2 separate regions of the Homo sapiens genome follow, and region 1 is linked to region 2. A link is a loop called in an ENCODE intact Hi-C map of the cell type or tissue named here. Cell type or tissue: PC-3. All regions are shown on one strand. Each heading gives the region's core, and the rest is flanking DNA. Links, peaks and the distances in the headings are about the cores only. Region 1 has its middle 20 kb from the start of ARL4A. Region 2 has its middle 140 kb from the start of ARL4A.

Region 1 (8,982 bases), core at 543-8,542, 120 kb before region 2:
TCTTTAAATGAAGCAGCATTTATATTCTTTTGCTGCTAAAAAAATACTTAAAATTTAAGTAATAATAAAAAGTTAAAACTTTTATCGTTTGTGCTCATTGATGTCAAAGTTGCTTGAGCTGAAGTTGAGTAAAGAGTTTTCAAACCAAGTGACTGGTGCTTTCAGAATGGCAGAAACCATACTGGGAATGAGGCCATCCAGGAGGAAACCCTTCTCTGTGAACATCTGAGTTTTTTTTTTTTTTTTTTTTTTTTTTTGTATTTTCTTTTTTTCAATTAGAGATTCAGGGATTTAAAATCCCATAAATAAAAAGTCCTGGGCTGGGCGTGGTGGCACACGCCTGTAATCCCAGCAATTTGGGAGGCTGAGGCGAGTGGGTCACCTGGGGTCAGGAGTTTCAGACCAGCCTGGCCAACATGGCGAAACTCCATCTCTACTAAAAATATAAAAATTAGCTGGGAGGCTGAGGCAGGAGAATTGCTTGAGTTCTGGAGGCGGAGGTTACAATGAGCCAAGGTTGTGCCATTGTGCCACTGCACTCCAGCCTGGGCCATACAACAAGACACTGTCTCCAAAAAAAAAAAAAAAAAAAAAAAAAAAGTCCTGGATATGGGTAAATAAGACTATAGAGATATTTAGCCAAAACAGCATGAGAAAGTGCATATTCTTTCTTTCACCTATATATTAGTTCCATCATTCTTCTATAATAGATCTGTAACGCATGAGGAAACTATGAAAAGCTACCATGTTAGGGGTGAAAAAAAAGGCAATCTTTCCAGATGTGGTTGCTAACAGATAATAATAAAAAGTGAAGCCTTGAGCCAAGAAAAGCCCCAGCATGACTCAATATAGACCAAGGTTCCAGAAAGAACTAATTTCTTTCCAAACAAAGAACATGAAGTAAAGCACAGCTGATCCCTAGCTACTACATTCATTTCAGTTTTGTTTCCAACTATCTTTTCAGAGACGTTTGACACTAGCCTGTATCATTATTTATACTATTCTAGAATATGAAATTCTAGAATATGTATACTTTCTATTTATACATAAACATTTACATTGATTTCATATATGTAATCATATTATTTTTAAAAGAGGGTATAAGGTATAATTTAGTGCTTTGTAATTCCTTATTCATTGATCAATATATATTTTTAAAAGATCAGAGGCTTTTTTTTCCAAACTTCAGATTCTTTTTTTAAAAAACTGTTGTGGGTACATAGTAGGTGTATATACTAATGGGAGTACGTGAGATGCCCTGATACAGCCATGTAGTGCATTATAATCATCACATCATGGAAAATAGGATATCTATACCCTTAAGCATTTATCCCCTGTGTTACAAACAATCCAATTATACTCTTTTAGCTATTTTAAAATGTACAATTAAGTTATTATTTACTATAGTGACCCTGTTGTGCTATCGAATACTAGGTCTTATTCATTCTTTGTATCTATTTTTATTTTGTACCCATTAACCATCTCCAGTTCCTCTCCACCCCTCCACTACCCTTCTCATCCTTTGGTAACCATCCTTCTACTCTCTAGCTCCATGGGTTCAATTGTTTTGATTTTTAGCTCCCACAAATAAGTGCAGACATGTGAAGTTTGTCTTTCTGTGTCTGACTTATTTCATTTAACATGACTTCCAATTCCATCCATGTTGTTGCAAATGACAAAATCTCTTTTTTTTTTTTTTTCCCACTGTTGTCACCCAGGCTGGAGTGCAATGGCACAATTTTGGCTCACTGCAACCTCCGCCTCTTGGGTACAAGCAATTCTCCTGCCTCAGCCTCCCAAGTAGCTGGGATTACAGGCGCCCGTCACCATGCCTGGCTAATTTTTGTATTTTTAGTAGAGACAGGGTTTCACTATCTTGGTCATACTGGTCTCGAACTCCTGACCTCAGGTGATCTGCCCACCTCGGCCTCCCAAAGTGCTGGGATTACAGGTGTGAACCACTACACCCGGCCAATCTCATTCTTTTTTATAGCTGACTAGTACTCCATTTTGTATATGTACACATTTTCTTTATCCATTTATCTGTTGATGTACACTTAGACTGCTTCCAAATTTTTGCTCTTGTAAACAGTGCAGCAACAAACATGGGAGTGCAGATATGCCTTCGATATACTGATTTCCTTCAATATGTTGATATCCCTAGCAGTGGGATTGCTAGATCATATGGTAGTTCTATTTTTAGTTTGGGGAACATCCAAACTGTTTTCCATAGTGGTTGTATACAGAGTCTTTAATTTAATCTTTACTAGGTACTACAATAGTTATCATTTCTGAGTGTTTTTAGAAACATTGAGTATTTCAAGCAGTGATTTCTCCAGAGACTAAGATACATGTATCCCTACAAGCATGGACATGGATTGGGAGTGAGGAGAAGCAGAGCCTTTGGTGGGTTTTTTGTTTTGAATAAAATTGCTATTGATATTCTTCCCATTAATCTAAGCCTCAGTATCTGCCATTTATACTTATCAGATTAAATTGTCAATTTCCATTTCAGGTATACTTTAAATTCTTGATATGATTTGCAGGTGATTTTTAAAAAATTTTTAATTTTGTTTTGTTTTGTTTTGAGACAGGGTCTTGCTGTGTCACCCAGGCTGGAGTGCATTGGCATGATCACCACTCACTGCAGCCTTGAACTCCTGGGCTCAAGTGATCCTTCTGCCTCAGCTTCCTGAGCAGCTGGGACTACAGGCCCACACCACCGTGCCTGGCTAATTTTGTATTTTTTGTAGAGACGAGAGTCTCACTGTTGTCCAGGTTAGTCTCAAGCTCCTGGACTTAAGCAATCTTCCCACCTCGGCCTCCCAACATGCTGGGATTACAGGCATGAGTCACTGTGCCCAGCCTTCTTGATATCATTTTTATCTAGCTAACATATTTTGGAATATAATGAATCACTTATGTATCTTGGAATGATTATTTTTAATTTCTTAAATTTGAAATGCTGTGATTTCAGATCCGATGGATAGAATAGAAAAAGTTAGACTAAAAGTGTGATGGGATGACATGTAAGAGCTCTCGAAGAGAGAGAAAGTGTGATATTATTAAGACTTGGGTTCTGGAACCAGGCTGCCTGGGTAAAAATGCTGGTTTTGCCATTTATCAGCTATATAACTTTGGACAGGTTATTTAGCCTCTCTGAGCCATGCTATTCTCAACTATTAAATGGATAACAATAATATACCCCTTTAGAGTTGTCATGAGGATTACAAGAATCAATACATGTTAAGTAGTTAGAATCTTGCCCTACCCTTAGTAATCATCCAATATTATTCTTATTATTAGATTACCAATAAAATTTTGTCTGAGGTTTGTACAGAACACATATGAAATTTCTGACATTCTGTCAAGTAATGTCATTTTCAGTAATTCTTCAGAAGTTTGAATGAGCTAACGCTCACTCCGCATATGATATTTTTCGTATCTATACCAATTCTGTATATGGCAGTCTGTGGTCTGCGTAATAATTGATAGAAATGGATAAGCAAATGTTAAAACTCTGTTGGAAGAGGGAAGGGTGGATTTTGTCGTAAGTAAATGTGGGAGGATCAAAGAGATTTTTCAGGAGGCAGAGCTAAAATTTTGCCTCTTGGCTACACAGAGGAATGTTCAGGGAGCTCTGATTTGCAGGAGGAGCAGCAGGCAGCCACAGACATCTTCAGGTTCTGCCTTTATTGGACTCTTCTGACCCTCTGTTGTAATTGAAAGTCAGGTGGAGAGAGGGCTTGTGCTGTACTCTGGAAGTCACCAATAATTCTCAGTAGTAAGTGTCACCACTTTGATTACATAGCCTTCCTGAAATGTTGATGGCCTGGAGTTTTACAGGTGCAGTGTATACTAAATTAGCCATGACCAGAAACAGGATGTCATTGTCATTCCTTTCAAACTACAGAGTAGTAATTTGGTAATGTGGGAACACCTGGATTTGTGCCTCCTTAAACCTGAAATAAAAGGGAGAGGAATAGTCTGAGTCAACTGTCTTTGTGACATCTGACCCATGGTCTACATTTCTTTGAAAACATTGTATTTGGATACACACACACACACACACACACACACACACACTAGCTTTTGTTTCTTAGAAAAGCAGCTCCTTGAGGGAGCCATTACTTTGCTGTATTATGTACAATAATGTGGGTGCTACATGAATGTTAAGTACTACTGCTAATGTTACTGGTAATTCACTGGTGAGGCATTTTGTGAGTCACCACTTACTGTGTGTTCACAATGTTCACAATGTTTGAACTTGGTTATACAAATGTATCAAGTTATTTTTTATATGAAATTGACTATTAGGATATTTAATCATCCAAGTCAGAGTCAAGGACTGGCACTTTAAACATTTTTTTTTTCCACTTTCAATTTTGGAACAATTTGAAAATTGAAGAAAAGTTGAAAGAATCATACAAAAAAAGGTATGTATACCCTTCATGCAGAGACCTCATCCAGGGTTGGCCAGTTGTTTTAATAATGTCCTTTATGGTAAAGGGATGTAGTCCAGAATTAGTATGGTATCTGGTTGTCTCATATTGGAACAGTTTCTTCCTCTTTCCTTTCATGGCCATGTCATATTTGAAAATTATAAGTCAGTTGTTTTGGAAACTGTCCCTGAATTTGGGTTTATCTAATGTTTCCTCGTAATTATTTTCAGGTAATGCATTTTTTTGACAAAATTTCACAGAAGTGACGCTTTGCTACTTTCCTTGCATCCTATCATGTGGCACATGGTGTCAATGTTTCCCATTACTAGTGATGTTAACTTTGATCGTTTAAATAAGGTGGCTTCTGTGAGGCTTCTCTATTGTAAAGGTACAATGTTTTTATACATTTTGGAATGAGTAATTACTTTGTGGGGAGAAATTTTGAGACTGTAAAATTCTGTTCCTCCACCTACTTTTACCCATTAGTTTTAGCATTCATTGCTATGTCTTGCCTGATTATTGCTATATTGGTTGAAAAATGTTGATTTTCTAATGCTTTCACTCCTTCTACATTATTTAGTATTAAACTCCCCATTTATTTATCTTTATCATAGAGGACTCATGAATTCCTATTTTATTCAATGTACTATAATTCAGTACTATCATCATTTCTTTTGATGCTCAAAAAAAATAAAAATAAAAATAAATAAATAAAAATAGATTTGACCAGTAGGAGTAAGCCCTTTTCCAGGTTGGCTTCTGTGTACTTTTGACATGTTCTCATTATTCTTTCAGCACTTCATTACTTCCTGGCACAATCAGATGATTTATGTTCATTTGTTCTTTCCTTGTCCCAGTCCTGAGATCAGCCATTCCTCCAAGAAGCCCTGTTTCTTTCAGTAGAGTGGCATTTAGAAATCAAGATCTGAGTACTTGATATGCTAAAAGGATACTGCTCCTTCTAGGCCTTCCTCAGTGGAAAAATAATTTCTATACATGCATATTGCTATTGCTCTATTTCCTCCTCTCTTTTTCTCTCCCTCACATATTTGTATGTGTGCATGTGTGTGTATGTGTATCTACCTACCTATATATTTATATATACACAAATATACTTATTTATGAGTACACACCAACACCTCCAATTCCTATTTCCTGTCACCACAGACTTTATTATAGTTTTATTCCTTGTCATATTCATATATTCCTTCTCTGACAGTAAGATGATGACGGCTTCCATTATCTTACTGTATTAATTGCTCAATCCCCCCATATGTAGTTAATCTACCAAGCTTGCTAGACTGACTTCCTACCTAATTGCTTTTTCAACGAATAGTAAGTAAAGGACAAAGTAAAGGGTGGAATGAAAGAGGAGGAAGAAAGAAAGAGAATAACACATTTTGAAATCTAAATTAAAATTTAAAGGTAGATTTTTGCATGTTTTATATGTATAGAAGTAAGGTTCTGGGAATCGAGTTTATTCTTAGTTTTTTAAGATCATGAAAATAGGCCGGGCATGGTGGCTCACGCCTATAATCCTAGCACTTTGGGAGGCCAAGGCGGGTGGATCACTTGAGGTCAGAAGCTCGAGACCAGCCTGGCCAACATGGTAAAACCCTGTCTCTACTAAAAATACAAAAATTAGCCGGGCATGTTGGCACACGCCTGTAATCTCAGCTATTCAGGAGGGTAAGCCACGAGAACTGCTTGAACCCAGGAGGCAGAGGCTGCTGTGAGCCGAAATCGTGCCACTGCACTCCAGCCTTGGCAACACAGCAAGACTGTGTCAAAAAAAAAAAAAAATCTTGAAAATACATCCTAATATTTTGTCTTTATATATTCACACATTAACAAGCATTAGGCATACAAAGGTGAATGAGACAAAGTCTGCAGAGTTCAGATATGATAAAACAAGCAGACAGGTTAAAATATTAATAATTCCTATAATAGTAGAAGAGTTATCGTAGAGGAATACAAAGAGTTTCAGGAAGAAACTGAGCTACACTATAACACAGAAGAGACCAATAGATTTTGCATAAGCAGCAGAATGATTTCTCTTCATTAAGAGTAATGATCCACATGCTAAAGGTTAATTTCTAGTTGGTCTTCTGAATTCTGGCTTTTTCTTAACTCTTTTCTTCTGCTTTAGTCATCCTATAGAGGACCAGAAAAAATTAGACACAGTGAAATCTCTCTTCATGGTCAGGACAGTTACTGAGCAACAGGAAACACAACTATTCCTTATAGGCCTGGTGCCCTGTTTTTTTCCAGCCCTCAGGTTGGGAGCCTTTCGCATATTTTGCATATAACCTCTGACTTTGCAATGGAACGGAATTTTATTATATTTAATACCATATAATTTTTTTAGTACTGTATTTTTTGGTGGCTTTTAAAGCCACTATTCAAAATCTTTATATTACCCAATACTGCCAATATTCTAAAATTCTTGTGCAAATAAATTGTGTCATTATGTACAGTTAATGGACTTAGTAGGCAAATCAATTTTTATTTTTTTGGTTAAAGGGCTCTCCATTGTGTAAGTGCCTTTAAAACATGCTTATTAGTTAAGCATCTCAACAATGTGGAATGTGGGTTGGTTTTATCACTCTCCAATTAAAAGTTATTGCTCCATAACTTCCAAGAAAGGAAGTTAGGCACTTGGAGAAATTGGTTCAGTATTACATTGTGCAAATAGAATAAATAAATCCAGACTACTGATTCTCAACCTGTTTTCTGCCCTAAATCATCAGAGAGATAAATAGATTCTCTGTTGTAATAACTGAGTCTCAGATTCTAGCTCAGGAAGCCATTATGCCTTCTCAGTACTGGCCTTCTAAAACTTGATATGTTCAATTTTCAAAGAAAATCAATTTAGAAAGAAAAAATATGCTTTGAGATGATAAAAAAGGGAATAGTCATGTAATACAAAATCCACTAAAGCTACATTTCTCTATGCCTTATAGAAATGGACAATTATTTAAATATTAAAACATACCACTACCCCAATTATATATTTTATAATATAAAAATACTTCTTAAACTAAGTAGTAGTATTACTACTGAAATCATCTGTGTATATTTGATATGGGACATGGATAATGGGTCACATCTTGACAAGCATTTCAGGCCTATTGAAAGCTGGTTGTAACAGGATGCAGTTTGCATGAAGGGCTCATTATGATTATATCTTGGACACAGCACAGTAACACTTTTCTTTTCTTTTTTTTTTTTTTTTTGAGACAGAGTTTCGCTCTTGTCGCCCAGGCTGGAGTACCGTGGTATGATCCCGGCTCACTGCAACCTCTGCCTCCCGGGTTCAAGCAATTCTCCTGCCTCAGCCTTCCAAGTAGCTGGGATTACAGCCACCACGCCCAGCTAATTTTTGTATTTTTAGTAGAGGCTGGTTTTTGCCATGTTGGCCAGGCTGGTCTAGAACTCCTGACCGCAGGTGATCCACCTGCCTCGGCCTCCCACAGTGCTGGGATTACAGACGTCAGTCACCCGGCCCGGCCGACACTTTTCTTATGGCTTAGAAGTTCACAGAGTTCATAGGCAATTCATGTAAACTCAAAATGTTTGAATAGCCACACGAACGACTTCAGCTTGGCAGTCCCTTTGTCTCTAGGTTTCTGCTCGTTTCTATGTATCTAGAAATTCTGCCTCAGTCAACGTCTTGGACTCCTATCTTAGTGTAGGTAGAATTACTCATCATTACTTACTTTGAATCTAGATGGTTTCTTCACTGCTACTTTTAAAACCAGAGAGTCACCAAGTCAAGCACAACCACCTTGTTCATTCTCTTTTTTTTTTTTTTTTTTTGAGACAGAGTCTCGCTCTGTCACCCAGGCTGGAGTGCAGTGGCGCGATCTCGGCTCACTGCAAGCTCCGCCTCCCGGGTTCACGCCATTCTCCTGCCTCAGCCTCACGAGTAGCTGGGACTACAGGCGCCCGCCATCACGCCCGGCTAATTTTTTTTTTTGGAGGCGGAGTCTCGCTCTGTGGCCCAGGCGGGAGTGCAGCCGCGCGATCTCGGCTCACTGCAAGCTCCGCCTCACGGGTTCACGCCATGCTCCCGCCTCAGCCTCCCGAGTAGCTGGGACTACAGGCACCCGCCGCCACGCCCGGCTAATTTTTTTGTATATTTTTTAGTAGAGATGGGGTTTCACCGTGTTAGCCAGGATGGTCTCAATCTCCTGACCTCGTGATCTGCCCGTCTCGGCTTCCCAAAGTGCTGGGATTACAGGCGTGAGCCACCGCACCCGGCCTGTTCATTCTTTTAAGGCCTTCATTTTATTCCTGTTGGTTTCACTCACAACTGATAAAAAAGGTAAATGTCGTGTGAGTAGATAAAAATTTTTGAAAATTTGTTTTCAAAGTTGTTAAAGGAAAATACTCTTCTGAGTGTTTCCGTTCTGGATTGTTATTAGTAAGAAAAATATTTTCACAATGATACTATCAAGCATAAAATTCAGCAAATTATAATACTACCCTTATTACACAGTCTCAGGAAAAAAGGTAATAAGTATTATTTTGCATTTAG
Region 2 (8,982 bases), core at 576-8,575:
ACATTAGCTTTCTTTACATGGTCTTTACATCGAGTAGTTTCCAAAAATACTAGGTGCAAAGAAGGCTAAAAATTGAAATTATGAGTTATCTAATTACTGAAGGCAAAAGCCTTACAGTCGTACTTAAAATGGTTCTGAATTAATATAAACAAAATTTCTTGATGAAGGTAATGTTACTAGTGACCTTGCAGAAATGAAAACAATAATCAGAAACTACTATGAAAACTTCTATGCACACAAATTAAAATACCTAGAAGAGATGGATAAAATCTTAGACACATACACCATTCCAGGACTAAGCCAGGAAGAAATTGATTCCCTGAACAGATCAATAACGAGTTCCAAAACTGAATCAGTAATAAATAACCTAACAATCAAAAAAAACCTGGGACCTGATGGATTCACAGCTGAATTCCACCAGATGTACAAAGAGGCACTGGTACGATTCCTACAAAAACTAGTCAAAAAATTGAGGAGGGACTCCTCCCCAAGTCATTCTATGAGATCAGCATCATCAAAACCTGCCAGAAACAAAATTTTAAAAAAGGAGATTTCAGGCCAATTCCTTAATGAACATCGAAGCAAAAATCCTCAACAAAATATGGAAAACCAAACCCAGCAGTACCTCAAAAAGCTAATCCGTCATGATCAAGTATGCTTCATCCCTGGGATGCAAGGTCAGTTCAACATATGAACATCAATAAATGTGATTCATCACATAAACAGAACTAAAGACAAAAACCACATGACTATCTCAATAGATGCAGAAAAGGTTTTTGACAAAATTCAACACCCTTCATGTTAAAAATTCTCAGTAAACTAGGTATTGAAGGAACATACCTCAAAATAATGAGCCATCTATGACAAATCCACAGCCTATATTATACAGAATGGGCAAAAGCTGAAAGCATTCTTCTTGAAAACGTACACAAGACAAGGATGCTCCCTCTCACCAACTTCTATTCAACAAAGTATTGGAAGTCCTAGCCAGAGCAATCAGGTAAAATAAAAAATTAAAGGGCATTCAAATAGTAAGAGAGGAAGTCAAATGATCTCTGCCTGCAGATGACATAATTCTATATCTGGAATACCCCATAGTGTCGGCCCAAAAGCTCCTCCAGCTGATAAATAACTTCAGCCAAGTTGCAGGATACACAATCAATTTACAAAAATTACTAGCATTCCTGTACACTACCAACAGACAAACCAAGAGCCATATCAGAAAGGCAATCTCATTCACGGTTGCCACAAAAAGAATAAAATACCTAGGAATACAGCTAACTATGGAAATGAAATATTTCTGCAATGAGAGTTACAAAACGTTGCTCAAAAAGAAATCAGAGAAGTCACAAACAAATGGAAAAACATCTCATGCTCATGGACAGGAAGAATCAATATCATTAAAAGAGGTATACTGCCCAAAGCAACTTACAGAATCAATGCTATTCTTATCAAACTACCAATGACATTCTTCACAGAACTAGAAAAAAAAACTATACTAATATTTATATGGAACTAAAAAAGAGCCTGAATAGCCAAGGCCATCTTAAACAAAAAGAGCAAAAAGGCATCACATTACCTGACTTCTAACTATACTACAAGTCTACAGTAACTAAAACAGCATGGTACTGGTACAAAAACAGGCACGTGGACTGATGGAACAGAATAGAGAGCCCAGAAATAAGGCTACATATCTACAACCATCTGATCTTTGACAAAACTGACAAAAACAATCAATAGGGAAAAGATTCTGTATTCAATAAATGGTGCTGGGTTAACTGGCTAGCCATATGCAGCAGATTGAAGCTGGACCCCTACCTTACTCCATACACAAAAATTGACTGAAGACGGACTAAAGATTTAAATATAAAACCCCAAATTATAAAAATTCTGGGAGACTACCTAGGCAATACCATCCTGGACATAGGAACGGGCAAAGATTTCATGACAATGACCCCAAGAGCAATTGCAACAAAAGCAAAAATTGACAAATGTTATCTAATTAAACAAGAGCTTCTGCACAGCAAAAGAAACTATCAACAGAGTAAGCAAACAACCTACAGAATGGGAGTAAATATTTGCAAACTATGCATCTGACATAGGTCTAATATCCAGCATCTATAAGGAACTTAAATTTACAAGAGTAAAACAAACAAACAAACAAAAAAACTCAATTAAAAAGTGAGCAAATAACATGAACAGAAATTTCTCAAAAGAAGACATACATGTGGCAAACAAACATGAAAAAAAGCTCATTTTTCTCAATGATCATTGATCATTAGAGAAATGCAAATCAAAACTACAATGAGATACTATCTCACACCAGTCAGAATGGATGGCTACTATTAAAAAGTCAAAAACTAGCAGATGCTGATGAGGTTGCAGAGAAAAGGGGACACTTATGCACTGTTGTTGGCAGTGTGAATTAGTTTAACCATCTTGGAAAGCAATATGGTGATTCCTCAAAGAGCTAAAAGCAGAACTACCATTCAACCCAGCAATCCCATTACTGGGTATATACCCAGAGGAATATAAATTATTCTGCCATAAAGGCACATGCACGTGAATGTTCATTGCAGCACTATTCTCAATAGTAAAGACATGGAATCAACCTCAATGCCCATCAATGACAGATTAGATGAAGAAAATGTACATATACACCATGGAATACTATGCAGCCAAAAAAAAAGAACAGATCATGTATTCTGTGGGAACATGGATGGAGCTGGAGGCTATTATCCTTAGCAAACTAACACAGGAACAGAAAACCAAATGCCTAATGTTCTCACTTATAAGTAGGAGCTAAATGATAAGAACTTACGAACACAAAGAAGGAAACAGCAGACATTGAGTCTACTAGAGGAGGGAGGGTGGAGGGAGGGAGAGGAGCAGAAAAGATAACTATTGGGATAACTATTAATACTTGTGTGATAAAATAATATGTACAACAAACCCCAATAACACGAGTTTACTTATGTAACAAATCTTCACATGTACCCCCAAATCTAAAATAAAAAAATAACTACAAAGTTTCTTAATTGCAGAAAAAGTTCAACCACAATCTCTGGAAATATTCTCTTTCCTTTTCAAGGTAGCTATTATCTCAAACTTACTTTGTTTCCTTCTATACCTTTTTAGTCTCTGTGTGGTGCTTATTTATGAAATCTCAAAAGCTCTGCAAAAGAGGTCAGCTTGTGATAATTTTTCATTAGGTTAGGTTACTTGTATTTAAATTTTACCTGAAAAGTAGTCTTCTCTGAAACAATAAAGTAAATCTGTTTCAGCATATTAGGCCTTTGACGTAAAAAACTATTTTCTTCAGAAGAAAGAAAAGCCTGATAATTGCAATCACAACAATTTTCTTCTTCCTTAAACAAAACAAAAAAATAGAATGACATTCTATAAATTGTATTGGTTGGTGCAAAAGTAATTGCAGCTTTTGCCATTAAAAGTAATGTAAATTACTTAATTTACATTAAATTAAAGTAATAGACTCTATTTCTAGTGTAAAACTTCTATAAACTTACCATTTAAAAAATTTGAATGCCCCCTCTTCTCACAAAAGATTTGCAGTACAAAGAGGGAATCTGCCATCAAGTGGATCTTAAAAATGCATGTAAAATTTTAAATTCCTATTATCAAGTTATTCCCAAAGTCTGATCTCCAAATTCAGAAAACTCTCAGTTTTGGTTCCAAGTTCACATTTGATATGGTTTGAATTTGTGTCCCTGCCCAAGTCTCATGTCAAATTGTAATCTAATGTTGAGGTTGGGGCCTGGTGGGAGATGATTGCATCATGGTGACAGATTTCCCCCTTTGGGCCTGTTCTCGTGATAGAGTTGTCATGAGATCTGGTTGTCTAAAAGTGTTTGGCACCTTCCCCCTCATCCTCTTCCTCCTGTTCTGTCCATGTAAGATATACCTGTTTCCCCTTTGCTTTCCACTATGATAGTCAGTTTCCTGAGGCCTCCCCAGCCATGCTTCCTGTACAGCCTGTGAAACTATAAGCCAGTTAAATCTCTTTTCTTTATAAATTATCCAGTCTCAGGCATTTCTTTATAGTGGTCCAAGAACAGACTACTACAACATTCAATAAAATCTCCAGCACTGAAGATTAAAAGCATTAATGGAGGACACTTTCAGTACAGGGCCAGTGCAATCACTAGATAGGCTCCAGGACTCAAAGAGTCACTTTGTTATTTGCTTCTGTAATATTGTATAAAATTTTATAAAGTCATTCAGGAGAGAGGCTTTAAAATCATAATGTTTCCTAGAACGCATACTAACGCATGAGCACACTTGATCCTTAGTGATAAATATCTAGGAAAAAAAATTGCTTAAACACTTCTGTAATAAGTCATTTAGGAAGAATTTTGCAACAAAAAAAATTCCGTTTTCCCTGTATCCCCTGTTTTCCAGTATCCCCACTTTTTGCACATCTTCCAGAGGGAGATATCATTAGGTAGTGTTGACAATAAGGTCCAGATACTAAGTCTGATGGAGAGATACAGCAGAGAAGTCAATCATTCAAATGTGGTATTTTAGAAAGCAAAATAAAAACATAGAAATGTTTTATAAGAATATAAAGTGTAGATCTAATATAAATATATAAAGATACAGACACAGTATTGGTCATAAAAATACCATAGAATAGATACTAATGAAATATGCCTTATTCCATACAGAAAAATGTTTTGACACAATAGTTCAAGCTTGAATGGTGTAGCCAATTGGATAATGTGCATAGCCACTGAGAATAATAGAGTTTGGTTGCTTAGCCATTATGATAATATCTTATGTTTAAGTAGTGATTTTGTGGTTTTTCGGTTCTTTCATTTATTTTCTCAATAACATTATAAAATAGTTTTTATTTTCCTTTTGTAAATAGGAAAACAGACTCAGGGAGGTTACGTGTATTCTGTGAGGTTACTCACCAAGTAAATGTCAAGGACGTGCATGAACCCCAGGTTTGTCTATATACGAAACCTTTGCTGTTTCCTCTAAGTGATGCTACCTCAATCTTACAGTAAAATATTAACAGTCACTATTTATGTTTTGGTGATTAAATTATTGGCAGGGATTTGGATTCCTGGGAGGTGTATTTTCAGCCTTGTTATCTTTCTTTTCTCAGCCACAGTCATGTTTAGTTTTGTTTGCTCTTGTAATACTCCATATGTGGCAGTGGTGAATTTTAGTCATGGCTTTACTGCATGCCAGAGTGGAAGGTGGACTAGGAAGTTCATTCAAGGTTTCAGTTCCTGGGTTTAGATAGAGAGGGAAAAATGATCCATGTGACATAGAACTTCAAATCTGTGCTACCATAGCTTATAGTGACTCAGAATCCTAGCCCACTCCCAACCCTTATTCTATGGCTTGGAGGCATTCTATCAGCATTGCTTTTCAATAGTCACTGGGAAAGAATACAACTGGTTCTGCAAGTGGAAGGCTGAGGGTTGAAAGATGAAGACCCTTTATGTGAGAGGCAGCCTAATGCAGCAGTAGGAACTAACTTTGACTCTGGGTTTTACTTCTGGCTCTGCTGCTTTCTAGCTCTGTGACCTTGAAGTTACTTAATGCCTTAGTTTCTCCATCTATAAAATGGGGACGATAATAATAATACCTTCTCAGGCCATTGTCATGAATAGCTGAGCTATTATCTGTAGAGTGCTTACAATGGTGCCTGACACAGCAAGTGCTTCGTAAGTGTTGGTTATCATTTGACATGGAAGAATTTTTTCTGCACTTAACAACAACGTCTGACTCACACTTGTAATACCAGAACTTTGGGGAGCCAAGGTGGGTGGATCACTTGAGGCCAGGAGTTGAAGAACAGCCTGGCAAACATGGTGAAACACTGTCTATTCTAAAAATACAAAAATTAGCCGGATGTGTTGATGCTCACCTGTAATCCCAGCTACTTAGGAGGCTGAGGCGGGAGAATCTCAGAGGTTGCAGTGAGCTGAGATTGCGCCACGGCACTCCAGCCTGGGTGACAGAGCAAGCCTCCATCTCAGAAAAGAAAAATAAAAAATAAAGAAACCACAATGTCATAGCATATCTTTATGATGCCTGAAGACACAATGCTCAAAGGTATAATGAGAGCACACTTATGTTAAATATACTAGATTATTGCCCAGTGGAATAGGATTGTCATGTGTAAATCAGAGCTAAGTGTATGCATACAATCAGTGAGTATACCTAAGGCATATAATTTGCAGGGGCTGAAATAGTGCAGAGGAAGAGTTAGATGAATAGTATACATAATAAGTAGGTTATTAAAAGAAAACCTTTCCAGTTCAATACATCAATCAGCAGGTATTCATTTGTTTTAAGATTTAAATGAAATAATCTATGTGAAGGGGCTGGATCTGTATATAATATAGTTTAGCTCTTTTAAGTGAATTGCTTAATCTCGCATTTGGAGAGTAGGCTCACATAGTTTGTCTTAAAAGTTTATATAGTCACACTGAGCTAAATTATATTTTTTAATTTGTCTTTTAAAAATAAAAAATTAAAAAATTGTTATAAAAGGAATATATAGAAATTTGAAAAATAGAAAAGATTAAAAAGAACTTATCAAAAGCTTTACCTTCTATAGGCAATTACTGTTAATATTTTGATGCCTTTTCTACTTCCATCAAGAGGCTGAGGAGTCTCAAATCTGTGTCTCAGGCTAATACATCGATACAGAGTTTCTGTGTCATATTTCTTGCATCCTGGACTTTTCCATCTGCATGTCTCACAAACACCTCAACCCCTGCTTGCCCAGGACTGAAATCCATGCCATTTCTCCCAAATTGTTCTTCCTTCTTCCACGCCTAATGCTATTTTTCTGCTGTTTCCAAGATAGAAACTTTAGCATCATCCTAGATTTCTTTTTCACTCTTAAGCTACCCCATCACACATTCAATTGTTATAATATATTAGGTCTTGCCAATATCTCTGTAATCTATCTCATAGCTAGTCTGTCATTTCTGCTTCCAATATTTCTTGGTGGGGTTTTCCAGTAATCTTTTACCTAATTTCCCTTCCAATTAATGTACATTGTAACTACTTTAACTGTCTCCATGGGGTTAAGGTTCGCATTTTTTTTTTATGTTTGTAACTGTAATGCATCCCAGTGCCTGACCCATAGTATTATAGATACTAAATGTGCACACACATGCACACACACACACACACTTTGTTTTTAGTTAATAAAATAATGAAATTCCACTCACCATCACCAGCATTACTCTTCAAAATGTGAAACTGATTACATTGCTTCTTGGTTAAAATATTTTGCTGTCTTCCCGTTTGCATTACCAAAGATTTTCCAGAAAAACAGTGACGTGTAATTAGCCACCTGTGTTAGGCTGTTCTTGTGTTGCTATAAAGGAATACCTGAAGCTTGGTAACTTATAAAGAAAAGACGTTTAATTGGCTCACAGCTCTGCAGGCTTTGTAGGAAGCCTATAGGCTGTGCTGGGACCTGCTTGGCTTCTGGGGAGGCCTCAGGAAACTAATCATGGCAGAAGGCGAAGGAGGAGCTGATGTATCACAAGGTGAGACTGGGATCAAGAGGGGAGAGGGAGGGTGGCACACTTTTAAGCCATCATATCTCACAAGAAGTCACTCACTATTACAAGGCCAACACCAATCCTTGAGGGATTCATTCCCATGACCCAGACATCTCCCACCAGGCCCCACCTGCAACATTAGGGATTACATTTCAACATGAGATTTGAGTGGGGAGACATATCTAAACCATATCACCATCATGCAATTGCTCAGAGGATAATTTCAAACTCTTGGCATGGAATCTAAGGCCCTTCATGATTTGGTCTCTGTCAACTGAAGCCCCTGCCATTCTAAACTACTCACAGTTCCACTCGTGAGCCATGCGTCAGTACCCCTCTTAGTCGTAACACCTGATGTTTTCTCCACACCAAAAACTCCTGTCACCGTGACATATCTCTTAATCCTTTAAAACTTATTTCTTAATGCCAATGATTTAAAATTCTGCCTCCACGTGGAAGATTTTAGCCTCTACTTGTTTGTTTCTTTACTTTTCCATGTTCACATACCTAATAGAGAATTCGCAACACTATTGCAATGATGGCTCCATGGCTTTCTCTGGGACTTTCTTGAGAGCAGGTCTGTATCTTAGTCATCTTTTTATTTGCATCTCTAGTAAGAAGATAAGTCTTTAACAGGTACCTAGTTAATATTGTTGAATTTATTTGGGGGAAAATAAATGGATTGGTGATTTGTAAAGGTAGCACAAAAAAATTTTCTTAATTTTATTATTCTGCTTTTCTAAATTTTTTTTTTTTTTTTTGTGGTGGGGAGGGGTGGGGGAGTGGAACCCAGAACAAAATTTGAGTTTTTGACACTACAAAGAACCAACCATCTATCCCAAACTTCACAGAGTTTGAATTCCCAGTTTTGGAGTCTATCCTTTCAATCTCCAGAAACCTCTATTATTTCACAGAAATCATCTCTAAGGGTTAACATATTAGCATTGGTTAATCTATCACAAGAACAAAATCTCAAGGCAGTGAGGAGAACCTTAGGAAAAAAGAGAGTCATGAATAATAATAAAACTGTCAATTTCCCAAGTTGTTTTGGCCCGTGCACTAGCAACGTGATTTTTAAAAGTTTTCCATACACACATAAAGTAAAGAAAGTATTACTGTATGAAAGAACCATAGACTCAACTACCCAAGACAGTGATAAACAACATCTGAATGAGGTGAGGAATGCACAAGAGAAATTCTCCAAATATGGAAAGTACACAAATATACTAGTCAGCATTTATTTATCAAAACACGTATACTGGAAATTGAAGACATCAAGTCAAATATATTTAAAATATAGTGCAAATGGACTTAGTACATTGAAAAAATTAATCCTTTCACATTTTATTCTTAAAATTTTGTGTGCTTTTTCAATTCTTTTTGTTTTGTACTTCAGCTAATGTTTAATTGGTGCTAGCTTTCT

Evidence for each region. A loop is a pair of places that touch in the nucleus more often than their neighbours do. Peaks named below come from ENCODE experiments on the same cell type or tissue, not always from the same donor. Only the 100,000 strongest peaks of a DNase experiment are listed, where the experiment ranks them.
Region 1: a loop joins it to region 2, with 5 times the contacts of the local background. A loop is called at or near these places in 2 of 110 quality-filtered maps.

Annotation. Positions count from the first base shown.
Region 1 is chr7:12,703,249-12,712,230 of GRCh38, forward strand. No RefSeq gene overlaps it. Among named protein-coding and RNA genes, the nearest start is that of ARL4A, 20 kb to the left of the region's middle. In PC-3, for the core only: no CTCF peak of the experiment used is centred there; DNase peaks (open chromatin) are centred at 2,823, 4,123 and 7,043; H3K4me3 peaks cover 1,351 bases; H3K27ac peaks cover 4,038 bases.
Region 2 is chr7:12,822,436-12,831,417 of GRCh38, forward strand. No RefSeq gene overlaps it. Among named protein-coding and RNA genes, the nearest start is that of ARL4A, 140 kb to the left of the region's middle. In PC-3, for the core only: no CTCF peak of the experiment used is centred there; a DNase peak (open chromatin) is centred at 5,116; H3K27ac peaks cover 843 bases.